Linked DNA regions of Homo sapiens: all the other regions are linked to region 2. Evidence: chromatin contacts called from ENCODE Hi-C or POLR2A ChIA-PET data. All regions are on one chromosome and are shown on one strand. The core of a region is the stretch at or near the end of the contact, and the rest is flanking DNA. Distances in the headings are between cores, read along the strand shown. Region 1 holds the start of LINC02875 (long intergenic non-protein coding RNA 2875). Region 2 holds the start of APPBP2 (amyloid beta precursor protein binding protein 2). Region 3 holds the start of RNFT1 (ring finger protein, transmembrane 1). Region 4 holds the start of BCAS3-AS1 (BCAS3 antisense RNA 1). Region 5 overlaps VMP1 (vacuole membrane protein 1).

Evidence for each region. A loop is a pair of places that touch in the nucleus more often than their neighbours do. ChIA-PET counts read pairs that join two places held with the same protein, here RNA polymerase II (POLR2A). Pooled maps may share reads with other maps.
Region 1: a map of transverse colon shows a loop between it and region 2 (6-fold over the local background). The contact joins the promoter of LINC02875 here to the promoter of APPBP2 in region 2. A Hi-C loop is called at or near these places in 2 of 168 maps with a recorded cell type or tissue (ascending aorta and transverse colon) and 7 of 50 pooled maps.
Region 3: a loop to region 2 is called in a pooled map, with 6 times the contacts of the local background. The contact joins the promoter of RNFT1 here to the promoter of APPBP2 in region 2. A Hi-C loop is called at or near these places in 7 of 50 pooled maps. POLR2A ChIA-PET finds 5 or more read pairs at or near these places in 2 of 52 experiments (OCI-LY7 and naive thymus-derived CD8-positive, alpha-beta T cell).
Region 4: a loop to region 2 is called in a map of naive thymus-derived CD4-positive, alpha-beta T cell, with 10 times the contacts of the local background. The contact joins the promoter of BCAS3-AS1 here to the promoter of APPBP2 in region 2. A Hi-C loop is called at or near these places in 1 of 168 maps with a recorded cell type or tissue (naive thymus-derived CD4-positive, alpha-beta T cell) and 4 of 50 pooled maps. POLR2A ChIA-PET finds 5 or more read pairs at or near these places in 1 of 52 experiments (activated T-cell).
Region 5: POLR2A ChIA-PET joins it to region 2 with 10 read pairs in H1. The contact joins the enhancer-like site here to the promoter of APPBP2 in region 2. POLR2A ChIA-PET finds 5 or more read pairs at or near these places in 2 of 52 experiments (H1 and OCI-LY7).

What each region holds. Positions count from the first base shown.
Region 1 is chr17:61,410,390-61,413,089 of GRCh38, reverse strand. LINC02875 (long intergenic non-protein coding RNA 2875) reads right to left here and starts at 1,339. Exons shown (of 1, transcript NR_160788.1): 1 at 1-1,339. RefSeq lists silencers at 333-392, 413-472, 1,993-2,162 and an enhancer at 2,042-2,624.
Region 2 is chr17:60,524,878-60,527,577 of GRCh38, reverse strand. It overlaps APPBP2 (amyloid beta precursor protein binding protein 2), which reads left to right and starts at 1,336. Exons shown (of 13, transcript NM_006380.5): 1 at 1,336-1,784. The coding sequence starts at 1,647. RefSeq lists a silencer at 1,507-1,646 and enhancers at 1,727-1,996, 1,717-2,425.
Region 3 is chr17:59,963,314-59,966,013 of GRCh38, reverse strand. It overlaps RNFT1 (ring finger protein, transmembrane 1), which reads left to right and starts at 1,274. Exons shown (of 9, transcript NM_016125.4): 1 at 1,274-1,406. The coding sequence starts at 1,351. RNFT1-DT (RNFT1 divergent transcript) reads right to left here and starts at 918. Exons shown (of 4, transcript NR_110815.1): 1 at 826-918. It also overlaps the pseudogene TBC1D3P1-DHX40P1. RefSeq lists an enhancer at 904-1,173 and a silencer at 1,204-1,333.
Region 4 is chr17:61,134,565-61,137,264 of GRCh38, reverse strand. It overlaps BCAS3-AS1 (BCAS3 antisense RNA 1), which reads left to right and starts at 1,253. Exons shown (of 6, transcript NR_186507.1): 1 at 1,253-1,398. All of the region lies in intron 22 of BCAS3 (BCAS3 microtubule associated cell migration factor), which reads right to left.
Region 5 is chr17:59,827,740-59,830,439 of GRCh38, reverse strand. The region is part of intron 10 of VMP1 (vacuole membrane protein 1); the gene reads right to left. Among named protein-coding and RNA genes, the nearest start is that of MIR21, 12 kb to the left of the region's middle. RefSeq lists an enhancer at 472-661. Within about 2 kb of position 1,284, at least 23 of the 41 ENCODE cell types and tissues checked have a DNase peak (open chromatin) inside an H3K27ac peak, as active enhancers do; they include OCI-LY7, where a contact is called at or near this core.

The DNA.
Region 1 (2,700 bases), core at 90-2,589, 890 kb before region 2:
GGGTGGTGAGGAGGGCGGGTCGGAGCCGAGGGGGCCCTCTCCGCTGGAGGAGCGCTGGATCCCCGCCGATCCTTCCCCTATCCCGCCCGTAAGTCCTCACCGTCGAGTGGGCCCCGCGCTCCTAGGGCCGTGCGCCCCGCGCGCTGCGGATGCCAGCCACAGCCCCCTTCGGAGGGGCCCAGGAGGCCGGAGGCCGGCGGCTCACTTCCCGCAGAGAGAACGCGAGGGCCCAGCCCCGCGGGCGCGCAGAAGAGGACAAGCTGGGGTCTGCAGCAGCCTGGAAGGTCGCCGAGCTGGCGCTGCCGGGCGGTTCTGGCAGCAGGGGAGAAGGCCCCACCCCGAGCCTCAAGCCCTCCGCTCAGTGTGTCCGCAGCCCCGGAGTCCCTCGGTCCCTCGGCGGCCTGTGCCGGGCTCCGGACCCGGCTCTGCCTGTGTCGGTGGCTGTGCCTCCGTGCCCCGCTTGCCGGGGTCCGCAGTCTATCTCCCGCTCTCGCCCGAGGCGGGCTGTGAGGCCGCGGCCCGGGCCCTGGCCTGCAGCGCCATCTCGTGGACCTGTGAGGAGTTGCCGAGGCCCGAGGCCTGGGCGGGCTCTGGGTTCGCTCCCACTCGTGCTCCCGGCGGGGAGCTGCGGGAGCTGCCAAGAGGACTCGCTGGGAAACCAGGCGCGGCCGTCAGCGCTGGAAATCGGTGCTTCCGGAGTGGGTTTGGGGTCCCCGGCCCCATCCAATAGGAGGAACAGATATGCGCCTCCGGAGAGCCCAAAAGGAAGTCCAAGTGCAAAACCGCCCCGGGCGTGCTCGGACACGTTCAGCGCCCGGCAACCAGCCTCCACCCCGAAGGCGCTCCCGGGAGGGTGCCCAGGAGACCCGGAGCTCGGGCTTCCTCCCAAGAGGGCGGGGGCTCCCTCCGCTGCCGCCCTGTCCTGCGAGCAGGGAGCGCTCGGCCTCCTGCGGGATCCCGCCTGACCGCCGGTGCTCCGCACCTCGGGGCCAAGGACAGCGAAGGAGGGGGAGGAAGCGGGACTGGATTTTGGGTCCTTCCCAGAGCGGAGGAAGGCAGGCTCGGGGTATAAATCCAGGGCTCGTAGAGGCTGTCCCTCAAGGGGCCGTCCCATAACCGGGAAATAGGGGGTCCCGGCCTCAAGCCGGGGCGCTTGAGCGTGAGAGTCCCGGGGAGAGCGAGGCTGAGCGCGCCCCTCCCGCCCCAGGAGCACCCCACGCAGGAGTTCGCGGTCAGCTGGGGAGGCGGGCCCGGGAGCTGCGGCCTTCGGGAGGGCAGGGCCAGGCCATACCGGTGGCTCCGGTTCTCCACAGCAGCGGCGGGGGAGTGGAGGAGGAAGGGCTTGAGGGCTCGGAAGATTCCGATTAACCCGAGAGGAAATGAGGTCCCCTGGGCCTTGGGATCCGGGCGGCTTAGCCGCTAGGGGTCTCTCGGAGCCCCTGCACTCACACCCTCCATCTCCGAGTTCCTCCGGGAATCGCACGCGCCACCCCACACCGACACGCACAATTCCCTCTTAGACCTCACACGCCCCACACGCGAGAGCCCGAGGCGACAGGCTAGGCCGCCAGCAGGTATCGCCATCGTCCCAGCACTGGCCCTCCTGCCACGCGTGTGCCGGCGGCTCTGCCGTCCAAGGACCCCGGGCCAGGCCCTGAAGGGTTAAGGAGGCCTTGCGGCACCGGAGCGGCGGGTACGCCGGGCGCCTAGGCTAATTGGCGACCCCGGGGACAATGAGGGCTGGGAGGCCGGGGAGGAGGGTGGCTTAATTGGACATGGGAGTGGCCTAGCCTTTGTCTGGGACAAGGCCCAGCCGCCGGCCGCGGGTTCCCGCAGTCGCACTCAGGCTACCAGCTGGGGCCCCGCGGAGCGCCGGGTGGGCGACTCGGAGGGGACATGTGCGGCGGGAGGTGGCGGCGAAAGTGGTGTGGGGGATCTCGAGGCCCTGGAGTCCCACCCCACCCCACCCGGGTTGCTGCAGCAACGACGCGGCCTAAAAACGGCCGCGACTAGGCCGCCCCGCCCGGCCTTCGCAGGCACCCGCCTCCCCCGCGCCCATGCCCGCACCCGCACCCCTCCCGCGACCCTAAGTCGGTGCTGCCCCCTGGTGTCCGCAGCCCTGTACGTAGGCCGCCGCGGGCGCGCAGCCGACTCTCGTCTCCCTCCTAATGTCCTGCTGAAAGTGAGAAGCCGCGGGACGCAAACGCGCCGCTCCTCTAGGAGTATGAGAGGCGTTTCAGCCCAAAGCGACCTCCAGCAAACGCGCTGCCCACGAGCTTCTATTTAGGCTGGAAAACGGGCTTCTCTGTCCCTGTCGGGTTCCCGGACCTGCCCGCAGGTCTGAGGCAGGGAAGCCAGAACCCACCCTCTGGGGTTGGGATACGTTCTACTGCAACCTCCCACTCGTGCACTGGCTGAGTCCCCTCCCTGCTCCAGCCGCATTCGGCGTGGCCTGGGGGCAGCACCATCCTGAAGAGGCGGGCCTGGTTCTCTCTCTCTCGCTCCTTGCAAATGTATCGGCCCACAAAGGCGTCCTGGGAGTCTGGGGGCCCAACTGTCCATTCCACCTTCACCATCACCGTTCCTCCATCTCAACGTCCCTGGTGTTTTGGAAGCCAGCACCCTCCCCAAGCCCCACCCTGTGCAGTGCCCAAGGTGGGCAGCCTGTTGGGGCAGGGCGTTCAGGGTCCCCAAGGCTTA
Region 2 (2,700 bases), core at 87-2,586:
TGCAGTGGCGCGATCCTGGCTCACTGCAAGCTCCGCCTCCCGGGTTCACGCCATTCTCCTGCCTCAGCCTCCCGAGTAGCTGGGACTACAGGCGCCCGCCACCACGGGCTAATTTTTTGTATTTTTAGTAAAGACGGGGTTTCACCGTGTTAGCCAGGATGGTCTCGATCTCCTGACCTCGTGATCCACCCGCCTCGGCCTCCCAAGTGCTGAGATTACAGGTGTGAGCCACCGCGCCCAGCCTTGTAGTTTTTTACTTGCTAAACTGGCAATCTGATCTTGAGGCCATCCACAGCTTTCCTAGGTTCACAGTATAGAGTAAGAATTTATATAGACTGAAGAAGATTAAGAGTGTTTATTTTTTGTGGAATTATTTAACCACTTAACACTGAAGTACCAGGTGAAGGGTAAATTGAAATAACTCTTTCCACTTCTTTTAGCTCTAAATATCAATCAGGACATTATTATTATGGCTGTTTTCTGGACTTACATCGTTATAGAGTGACTATGAGTTTGATAGTGTCACCAACAATTATGGCCAATAATTTCCATGGTAAATTCCTAGAACAGAAAGATGTTGCATCAAATTCTTGAAATCGCAGACTTAGGAAATTAAGTTACATAAACAGCAGATGTTCAGGCTGAGGAAGGAAAGAAGCTGAAACAAGTACTCCCAATTATTCAACAATCCCTTGAAGCCGCCACTGTAACTCTGGGAATTGAAATACCATTAAGTCCTATCACGGCCACCACTTAGCCTTTTTTCTCTTACTATTATTTGTAATTCCATAATCAAGCTAGTTTTCCTACGAAGTTCTGGGGCAGGAGTTTTCTTTTTTCGGAAATTTCATTTGGATAAAGAAACATGGTCAAAAAGTTACAACGGTGCAAATGGTTATACAAAGAAAAACAAGTCTCTCTTCTATCGTTACCCCTAGTTCCTGGACCGCGGGTTCTTAACTTGGGTTAGGAACTGCAGTCTAAGGGTTTCTAGAGTAATGTGAATTTTCTCAATGCATAATTTTCAATGTACAGATAATTTTGCTCGTTTGTGGGGAGAGGATCCAAACTTTTACCTGAGCCTCAAAAGGGTCCGTGATGCAGAGAACCTGCTGAAGTAACCGATGGCCCCGAGTGACTCGGAACAGGGGGCGCAGATATCCTGTAATAATTTGTCCCCGTGTGAAAAGTCTACCCCTATCCACTCCACTCCACTCCACTCCGGGGCCGCTTGGAAGGGACGCTCTCCGTGGGAGGCATCCAGCTCTTCCTAAGTTTTCCGCCTGCCGCATTCCTCCCCTCCGGCGCGCCGGCGTGCGCTTACGTCATGACGCCGCACACGCAGCCCCGCCCCTGCAGAGATCAGCGCTGGGACGGAACCCGGGTTCCTCTCGAACCGGGATTGTGACGCTTTTGGCCTGGCTGGCCGCTGTTTTCTGTCCCACTTTTTACTCGGGCCTGCGTCCGCTGCCGCCGTCCCTCAGTTTGCCCCCGGAGGAGGCAGGGCGGCCGTGCCTTCTGCCGTGCGCCCGCGTGGCTGCCACCGCCCCTCCGAATCCTCCGGGGCCGCAGAGGGGTTCGCTACGGAGGGAGGTGGGGGCCTTCGGGAGGAGGAGGCGGAGGAGGCGGAGGAGGAGGGAAGGAAGATGGCGGCCGTGGAACTAGAGTGGATCCCAGAGACTCTCTATAACACCGCCATCTCCGCTGTCGTGGACAACTACATCCGCTCCCGCCGAGACATCCGCTCCTTGCCCGAGAACATCCAGTTTGATGTTTACTACAAGGTATGCGCCGTGGGCCTCCTCTCTGCTCTCCTCCAGCAACCCCGGGGGCCGCACCCCCTTCCACGTCTGCGAACCCCCGCAGTTAACCCCTCACCCCTTCCGGCAGACTTGCCTCCCGAAACGTCTGGTGCGGTGTCTGCATTGCCAGTGGAGAAGCACCCCATCTCCCTATGCCCTGTCTCTTAAGCTTTGGGGCCTTGAAGTAATCTTGGGGAGTCTTGCTCCCTGTTGGTGTTCCCTTCTACACAGTGGCCCTCTTGGGTAGGCCTTTTGCGTGGACTTACTCTATCGCGCCCCTGTCCCACCTAGTCCTTTCCTTCTAGCCCGTATCTTCAGGATATTTTCCATCCTCTCCTTCCAATTAAGTGTCAGCATCAGCTGGACTTTTTTCCGTGCTCCTCCCCCCACCCATTCCTACTTTCTCATCTCGCCGCCTTCCTTCCCCGAGTGTTTTGGTGTTTTTGCTTCGTGTTCCTTCGTTTCTCCTTTCTTTTCCCAATTGGGAAGGAGTTAGGGATTATTGGAAATAATCTGTGTGTTTTATTTGCATATTCTTTAAAGCTTTGATTTTTTTGTGGGAGAGGAGGGGCTCTATACTTGAATTAGGGATTTTGTGAAAATGGGAGTGCTGATCAACTGTTTGAAGAGGACAGGGAGAGATCTTTACTGAAAGAAAAAAACACTTTAGATTATGTTCCTGTGTTTGAAAGTTGCAATCTTGCAGCATTCTTAAATCACTCCCCCTCAAAAATCTGAACAGCAAGTCTCCCAAGCCACTCTCCAAGGAGTTTCAAGGGTAAGTGTCCTTAGATGTGGACTATTTTTGCAGTGTTTTCAGAGTGTGGAGAACTTTATGGACTCAGAGCCTGCCCTTTTCTCTCCCCCACATTTGAATGTGAACACTGGATTTATTATT
Region 3 (2,700 bases), core at 25-2,524, 560 kb after region 2:
CGCCAGGCCTAAACCTTTTTTTTTTTAGACGGAGTGTCGCTCTGTTGCCAGGCTGGAGTGCAGTGGCTAATCCCGGCTCACTGCAACCTCCGCCTCCCGGGTTCAAGCGATTCTCCTGCCTCAGCTTCCCGAGTAGCTGAGATTACAGGCACGCACCACCACACCCGGCTAATTTTTGTATTTTTAGTAGAGACGGGGTTTCACCATATTGGCCAGGATGTGGCCACGATCTCTTGACCTTGTGATCCACCCGCCTTGGCCTCCCAAAGTGCTGGGATTACAGGTGTGAGCTACCACTCCCCTCCTCAGCTTCGTTTTCTTAATGACCTTTTAATTTTAGAACAGTTTTAGATTAACAGAATTTATTTTATTTATTTATTTTTTGAGACCGAGTCTCACTCACTCTGTTGCCCAGGCTGGAGTGCAGTGGCACGATCTTGGCTCACTACAAACTCCACCTCCCGGGTTCAAGTGATTCTCGTATGCCTCAGCTTCCCGAGTATCTGTAGCGGGGATTACAAGTGTGAGCCAACGCCCCCGGCTAATTTTTGTAGTTTTAATAGAGACGGGTTTCACCATGTTGGCCAGGCTGGTCTCTACCTCCTGAGCTCAAGTGACCCGCCCGCCTCGGCCTCCCAAAATACTGGGATTACAGGTGTGAGCCACTGCGCCCGACCTAAACTTCGTTTTCTTAATAACCTTTTAATTTTAGAACAGTTTTAGATTAACATAATTATTTTGAGGGCAGTAGGGTCCTCTATACCCCACGCAAGACAGGTTTTTCAACTCTAACTTCTACTTCCACCCCACGCAGACTCTCCGCACCTCTCTCCTCTCATCTCGGGTTCTGACAAGGCCTGATCCTCACAGCCCAAATTCACGATTGTGAGGAAAGGTCAGCTCAGACCAAACGTCACCGCCCAGACAGACACAACTAGGTCAGGCGTCAAGCTCGCGGACATCCGAGCCCGGAAACCCTAACACTCCTCCAGGGGTAGGTTCTCCAAGCCTGAACATTTTTAACCTCAAAACGCCCAGGATCTCGGAGGCGTGTGGTGGATGCCACATAAATACATAACACATAACAACGACTTATTATTTAGCGCCAGGCCTGAAGGCCGTTCTCAGGCGCAGCTCGCTTGTTCTCGCTGCCAAAACACCCCGGCAGCCGTGAGCTCTCCACTCGGCGCGGTGCGGGGGCGGGGCTAGGAGGTGGAGCCGGGGCAGGGCGCGCGCGCGCGCGTGAGAACGTCCGGGGAGCGCGCGCGCCGCCGCCGTTGCCGCCGGGCTGAGAGAAGAGCTTGCGGGGTTTGCGGTTGATGGCCCCGACTGAAGGGCTGGAGGCGGTGTATGCCGCTGTTCTTGCTGTCGCTCCCGACACCTCCGTCCGCTTCTGGTCATGAGAGGTTAGGCCTGGGGGAAGCGGGCAGAGGAGGAGGCGGCGAGGGGCCGCGGCGCAGGGGGCTCTGGGGAGAATAGGCACTCGAGGCTCGGACGTGGGTGGAGAACTCTGCCCTCGGAGATTCCGGAAGAGTTGTGTTGAATTTTCTTCCCTTTTTTCTCCTCTTTCTTGTCTGTGCATGAAGGAAAGTGGGAGGGTTCTATGTTATTTATAGAAAAGACACTGAAAGCCTGCTGTCCAACGTCGCTCTTCAGTTTTGACGAAATAACACCCGTGGCGTCGGGGCCTCGGTGAAAGCCTTTAGTGAAAAGCACTGAAACCCAAACCGCCAGACACGGTGACTGCACCACTGTTCAGTCCTGGGAGTGAAATAGAATGACACAGAACATTCCCTGACGTTAACTCTAGCCTCCTCCTAGACAAACGGGAAAAGCACGGCAGTGTGGGATAGCCTCTGCGTTTTGTCAGCTGGGATTCCGACTCTGTTCTTCTGTTTCTAGGAGGTCCACACTGGATCATTTATTAGAGAGATCTTTCTCTGCTAGAGTCCTCTTTCCTCACACCCCTCCCTCCGTAATACACACACCACCGACGGTGGCATTTTATTGGGCGGACTGTGTAACTGCTTATTCAGACTAAAGAGTTACCTAGCAATTACGTGGTGACTCTCCAAAGTATCTATGCTTTAAATGTATTTAGGTAACATTCTTTTGCGCGGGGAGGTAATATTATTGGTGGCACCATTAATTATTGGAAACTTTATGAGCTTTGGGAAAGCTGCTTGAGCAGAAAATCTAATTTGTAGGTCACCTAAGTGCAGTGTTTATTATTAGTTACCTATGATGATAATAAGGCATTAAGATTTAATGTTGTTTTTTTTCCTAACATTTCCAACCATTAAAAAATACTGGCTCACTCTTCCTTATGAAACTTCTTTGATGTAGAATCTACATCAGAGATGAAACTGCACCATTTGGGAAAAGTAAATGTACCAGAGTACCCAGTGAGGACTGGTGCTCATTAACATCTGCTGGGTACCCATACTTCATGACTGTTTTGCGGATGCCTTCTGCCATTAGAGAACTGGAAGCATTTGCAGCTCAACTTTTTTTTTTTTGGTGCAAATGTTCCCTAAAAGATCATTTGTGTAGGGCAGCAGAGCCTTGGCATTAAGGGAGAAGGGAGGAGTCCAGTGATAAATAACCTGAAAATTCATCTGTTGTGATTATTTGCTACTCCTTTAGTGAATAAAGGATACCCAGTGAGGAATATACTGCTGGTATTTAACTGCCTGTTTA
Region 4 (2,700 bases), core at 4-2,503, 610 kb before region 2:
TTGCTAGTTACCTCGATTTTAAGCAATTTGCTGAATCTTTTTGTGTCTGCATTTCCAAAAAGTTAAGAAGAGATAAACAAATCAACTTCCCAGGTTTGAAGTCAGCATTAAATAAGATATATATATTTGGCATCAATGAGTACAGTATATGACAAAATCAGTTGCACTGGTGGCCACTGAGGAAAACAAATGGAAACCACCTCATAATAATGCCACTAATAATAACTAATAGTAAACCAATACTTTTTTTAAAAAAGTTTTATTGAAATGTAATTCATAATTCTTACATTTGATGTATACAATTCAATGTGAATCAACTATCTGAATAATTCAACATTTTCTCAGCACCCACCAGGGTCTGGTTACTGCTGGTTTCCAGGGTAGTGGTTCTTAAATGGGGACAATTGGCTGAGCACAGTGGCTCACACCTGTAATCTCAGGACTTTGGGAGGCCGAGGTGGGTGGATCACTTGAGGCCAGGAATTTGAGACCAGCCTGGGCAACATGGCAAAACCCCATCTCTACTAAAAATGCAAAATTAGCTGCGTGTGGTGGCACACACCTGTAATCCCAGCTACTCAGGAGGCTGAGGTATAAGAATTGCTTGAACCTGGGAGGCAGAGGTTGCAGTGAGCTGAGATCGCGCTACTGCACTCCAGCCTGGGCGACAACATCCAGCCTCCGTCTCTCAATAAATAAATGGGACAATTTTGTCCACAAGGGGACATTTGGCAATATTTGGAGGCATCTGAGGGAAGGGGGCGTGCTGCTATCTAACGGGTAGAGGCCAGGGGTTCTGCTAAACATCCTATATGATGCATAAAACAGCTGCACACAAAGAATTGTCCAGTCCAAAATACCTTCAGTACTTACGCTGAGAAACCCTGTTCTACAGATATAGAGATGAAGAAGAGACAGTATCTGTCTTGAAAAAGCTTACTGTCTAGTGGGTGAATGCAAGGTGGAAACAAAGCTATGTCCAAGATGCTCCAGGTGCAGAGAAGAAGAGGGGATGCTTAAGTAAAAATATTGGAAGATAGGAGCTTGCCATGGGTACTCAGGATGGAAAGAAATGATTTTATGTAGAGGGAAGAGCACGGGAAAACATTTAAATAGGTGCAAAGCATTTTGGAGTCTAAGAGGTGCTAGTAGTTGAGAATTGTTAGAGCTCAGGCTGCCGGTCGCGGGGAAGGCAGGCGCGAAGGGGTGCAGGGAAGAAGGAGGAGGCGGCGGCAGTGGCGGTGGCCATGGCAGAAGCGGAAACAGGAGCAGCAGCAGCAGCAGCAGCGGCAGGAGAGGCACACAGGAGCCAGATCCTAAAGGCTTTGTATGCCACATTAGGAAAGAATTTGGAATACAGCTTCTGTTTGGAAAACATTTTCTGTAACCAGCCCGACAGTAAGTATCTTTAGGCCGCACGGTCTCTGTTACAGCTGCTCAACTCTGCCATCATAGGGAGAGCAGCCATAGATAATACATAAGTGAACAGACATGACTCTGTTGCATTAAAACTTATTTATGAGCCTGACATGTGAATTTCATGTGATTTTCAGGTTTCATAAAATCTTCTTTTGATGTTTTTCCTCCCATTTAAAAATGTGAGAACTGTTCTAGCCCGTGGGCTGCATATAGACAGGGGGTGGCAGTAGTCTGCTAAGCCCTTCTATGATGTACACACAGGACCTCAAGGTGACAAGTCAGCTAGCTGATCAGTTAAAAAATGAAGCAGGGCATTTTCCTACAGATCTTTGGAAGTACTGACTGTCTTCTGGCTATTTCCAGCTAAATAACAAATGCACATGGGCCTAAATTTTGTCATTAGCTTGTTTGTAATACTTACAATGAAATGGTATGCTAATTCAAAGGAATAAAAAGCTTATTTCAGGCCACTGTGGTGAAATGACATTTACCTAATGCAGATATAAATTTTGTGTTAATTAGTGAGCACTTGACACTGATGTAATTTGATTAGTGTGGCAAAGTCAGTCTTAAACTTGCTCCCTAGTACTAACAGAATATGTCTTTGAATTAAGAAAATTAGGGCTAAGTGACAAAAAGTACCAGATAATAAGAAACCAAGTCTGTACCATTTATAATCATCTGTTATAATAAAGATAATACTAATGGCCTTATCATGTCATTATAAGAAGCATGAAACAGGGCACTTCACACGTCGCAGTTTAGGTGACCTCACTGTCTCAGTTCCGATTTGATCTCAAGTCGGATTCTAAAGTCTTCAAACTACTGGAAACCTCATATGTTTAATTTGGAACTATTTTCAAGCAAGAACTCTAATAACATTCCAGTTTTGAAGAAATACTGTATATCACTTTTACTGACTTGTACAAATGTTTTATTTCAAAAAAAAACAAAACAACAATCTAAGAGAAAAGTAGAGTATTAACCATTTGAAATCTTAAAACCCGTGTTTTGGATCTTTGATGTGGCTGACTCTTCATGAATAATTCTAGTTCTGTGATTTGGAGATGTTACTTAACTTTTCTTAGGAACAAAAAACTGATGTCAAAAAGGATTGTTTTGAAGGTTAAATGAGGTGTTTGTAAATATAATTACATAATTATATAGTACAGGCTCCATCAATGCTAGCTATCATTAACTTGAAATGTCATTACAATCACCATTTCAGTTTGTCTCTAAATGTCCCACCATAACACAGTTCTCTCGACTTTAAAATACTTT
Region 5 (2,700 bases), core at 35-2,534, 700 kb after region 2:
AGATCCCTGAAAGCTTATAAATGAAAAAAAAAATTTTTCAGGAGAAGATTCAGGTCAGGGTACTTATAAAAAGAAAAGAGTGCTCAGCTTGGTGGCTCACTGTAATCCCAGCACTTTGGGAGGCCAAGGTGGGAGGATCACTTGAGCCTATGAGTTCAAGACCAGCCTGGGCAATATAGTGAGACCTCCTCTCTACAAAAAATTTAAAAATTGGCTGAGCATGCTGGCATGCGACAGGAGGTGGGAGGATCACTTGGGCCTGGGAGGCAGATGTTGCTCCAGCCTGGGCAACAGAGCTAGCCCCTGTCCCCGCCCCCACCAAATCTGGATAGCCCAACTTCAGGAGACTGAAAACCTGTGCCCAGAGTTATAAAATTTAATTATGTTCTAAATGAATATCAGGATCTTTAGAATTTTCTTGATTGAATGAGGACCACTGTATGTAAATCAATACATCAAATTTATCCTCTGACCCCAGAGAGTTCTATCAATTGAGATTTGGCCCAGGAGCACAGGAGTAGACTCCTATATAGAAAATGATCCTGTTCTAACTGAAGCCAACAACCGCCTCTTCTGCTGAAGAGACTGAATTTTACATTTAAGGCAATAGTAGGATACACTTTCAGGAATGAAATTAAAGCCCTTCCCTATCCTACTCCCATTACAAGCTGATCTGTTATATGTACAAAAGAGGAAAAGAGGGTGTGGGAGAAGATCAGCAACAAGACAGCCTAGCAATTCCCTTTCTCGGTAACAGTCTTGTAAATAATTCTCCATCTTCAGAAATGTGCACATTTTAGTCAAACATTATAGAGTTAAATTTTCCTTCCTACCCCCTAGGCAGTGATCTAAACAGGCTTAACGGCTAGTATTTTAATGAGTTGTCATTTCCTGTCTGATAAAGATTCTCACAGTATTTAACCACCAGTTTCCCTGGGGACCAACCAATACTAGAGCTCTATTCATAGTGACTCAGAATGGACCTCAGACTCTTGCCCTTATTCAAAAATGACAGATTGCCCTCCACATGAAACTGCCTTTCCTAGTAAGGTAGACTGCTCGGAAAAGGGTGGGGGAGTTTATCATGCAATCTTTCTGAAGAAGCCAAAGGCCATCATGCTGACTCATTAATATCTACAGCCTTTCAGCCCTTTATTAATCCAGAATAAGTAAATGAACAGGTGCTAACTGAAAATAAACACATATTTAACCTAGTAAAAAAGGATCTAGTTATCCTGTGTGACTGGAATGAAAGTGTTATTATCTTTACCATTTAACTGAATAGAACACATGAATCTTTTTGTTTTGTTTTGTTTTGTTTTTGGAGACGGAGTCTGGCTCTATCACCCACGATGGAGTGCAGTGGCGCAATCTCGGCTCACTGCAACCTTCACCTCCCGGCTTCAAGCGATTCTCCTGCCTCAACCCCCTGAGTAGCTGGGATTACAGGTAGGCACCACTACACCCTGCTAGTTTTTGTATTTTTAGTAGAGACAGGGTTTCACCATGTTGGTCAGGCTGGTCTCAAACTCCTGACCTTAAGTGATCCGCCTGCCTTGACCTCCCAAAATGCTGGGATTACAGGCATAAGCCTCTGTGCCTGGCTCAGTATATGAATCTTTGAAGCTGATACTATAAGAAAAAACTGGTAACTGATGTATTCTACTTGCTTTGGATCTGAAATGTGGTAGCCCCCTAATCATGTTTCTTTACATCCAGGATCTTGGAATGGCACCCCAACATAAAATAAATTCAGGATGAAAATCACACACTATACTAGAAAATCTAGGGCTTTCTCATATATACAAGTTTGGACTGACAGTCCCTGGCACCTTCTAAAATTCGTTGTGATTTGACCCCAGGATCTGGGATTAAAACATCTTGAATTTCATTCACATCTGTGCCCTTTCAAATGATTAAAACTTCTTTTGTACTTAAGTTAGTCCATTGTACGCAGAGTGGTATTATGAACACATGACACCATGGGTTTCTTTCTGGCTGTGTAGAAGGAAGACCATGCTTTCTCCAGGTGTATTTTATCAGGTACATTGTTTCTACTGCCTTACAGCATATTTTATCACAAAATAATCTGCAATTGCCCTAGCTTTTGGAGATTTAGCATTATTTTCTGTAAGAATCAGATTGGAGGTTAGACTTCCTTATCATTAGCAGCTACTCTTTGAAATAAGCTAACATTAAAGAGAAGCTCTAGAGAACAAAACCTCATTTCAGAAGGCAGACTTGAGCAGCAGGAGAAAAGCAGGCATTTGTGCTGATGAATGTGGCCAGAGCTAAAGGAGTGGTCTATAAGGACTAGGTAAAACTGATTGGTTGCCAAAACAAAACTCTGTTAAAAATCAACTGATTGCATTTATAGAAAATGACAGACTGGTGGCAGCTTTTTTTTTTTTTTTTAAAGAGGTTGTGTCTCTTGCCTCAGCCTCCCAAGTAGCTGGAACTACAGGCGAGTGGCACTGCACCTGGCCCCAGTGGCAGCTTTTTTTTGGGAACAGGATCTTGCTCTGTTGCCCACTCAAGAGTGCAATGGCACAAACACGACTCACTGCAGCCTTGACCTCCCGGGCTCAAGCAATCTTCCTGCCTCAACCTTCCGAGTAGCTGGGGCCACAGTAGCTAATTTTTAAATTTTTTTCAAGAGATGGGGTCTCACCATGTTGTCCAGGCTGGTCTCAAACTTCT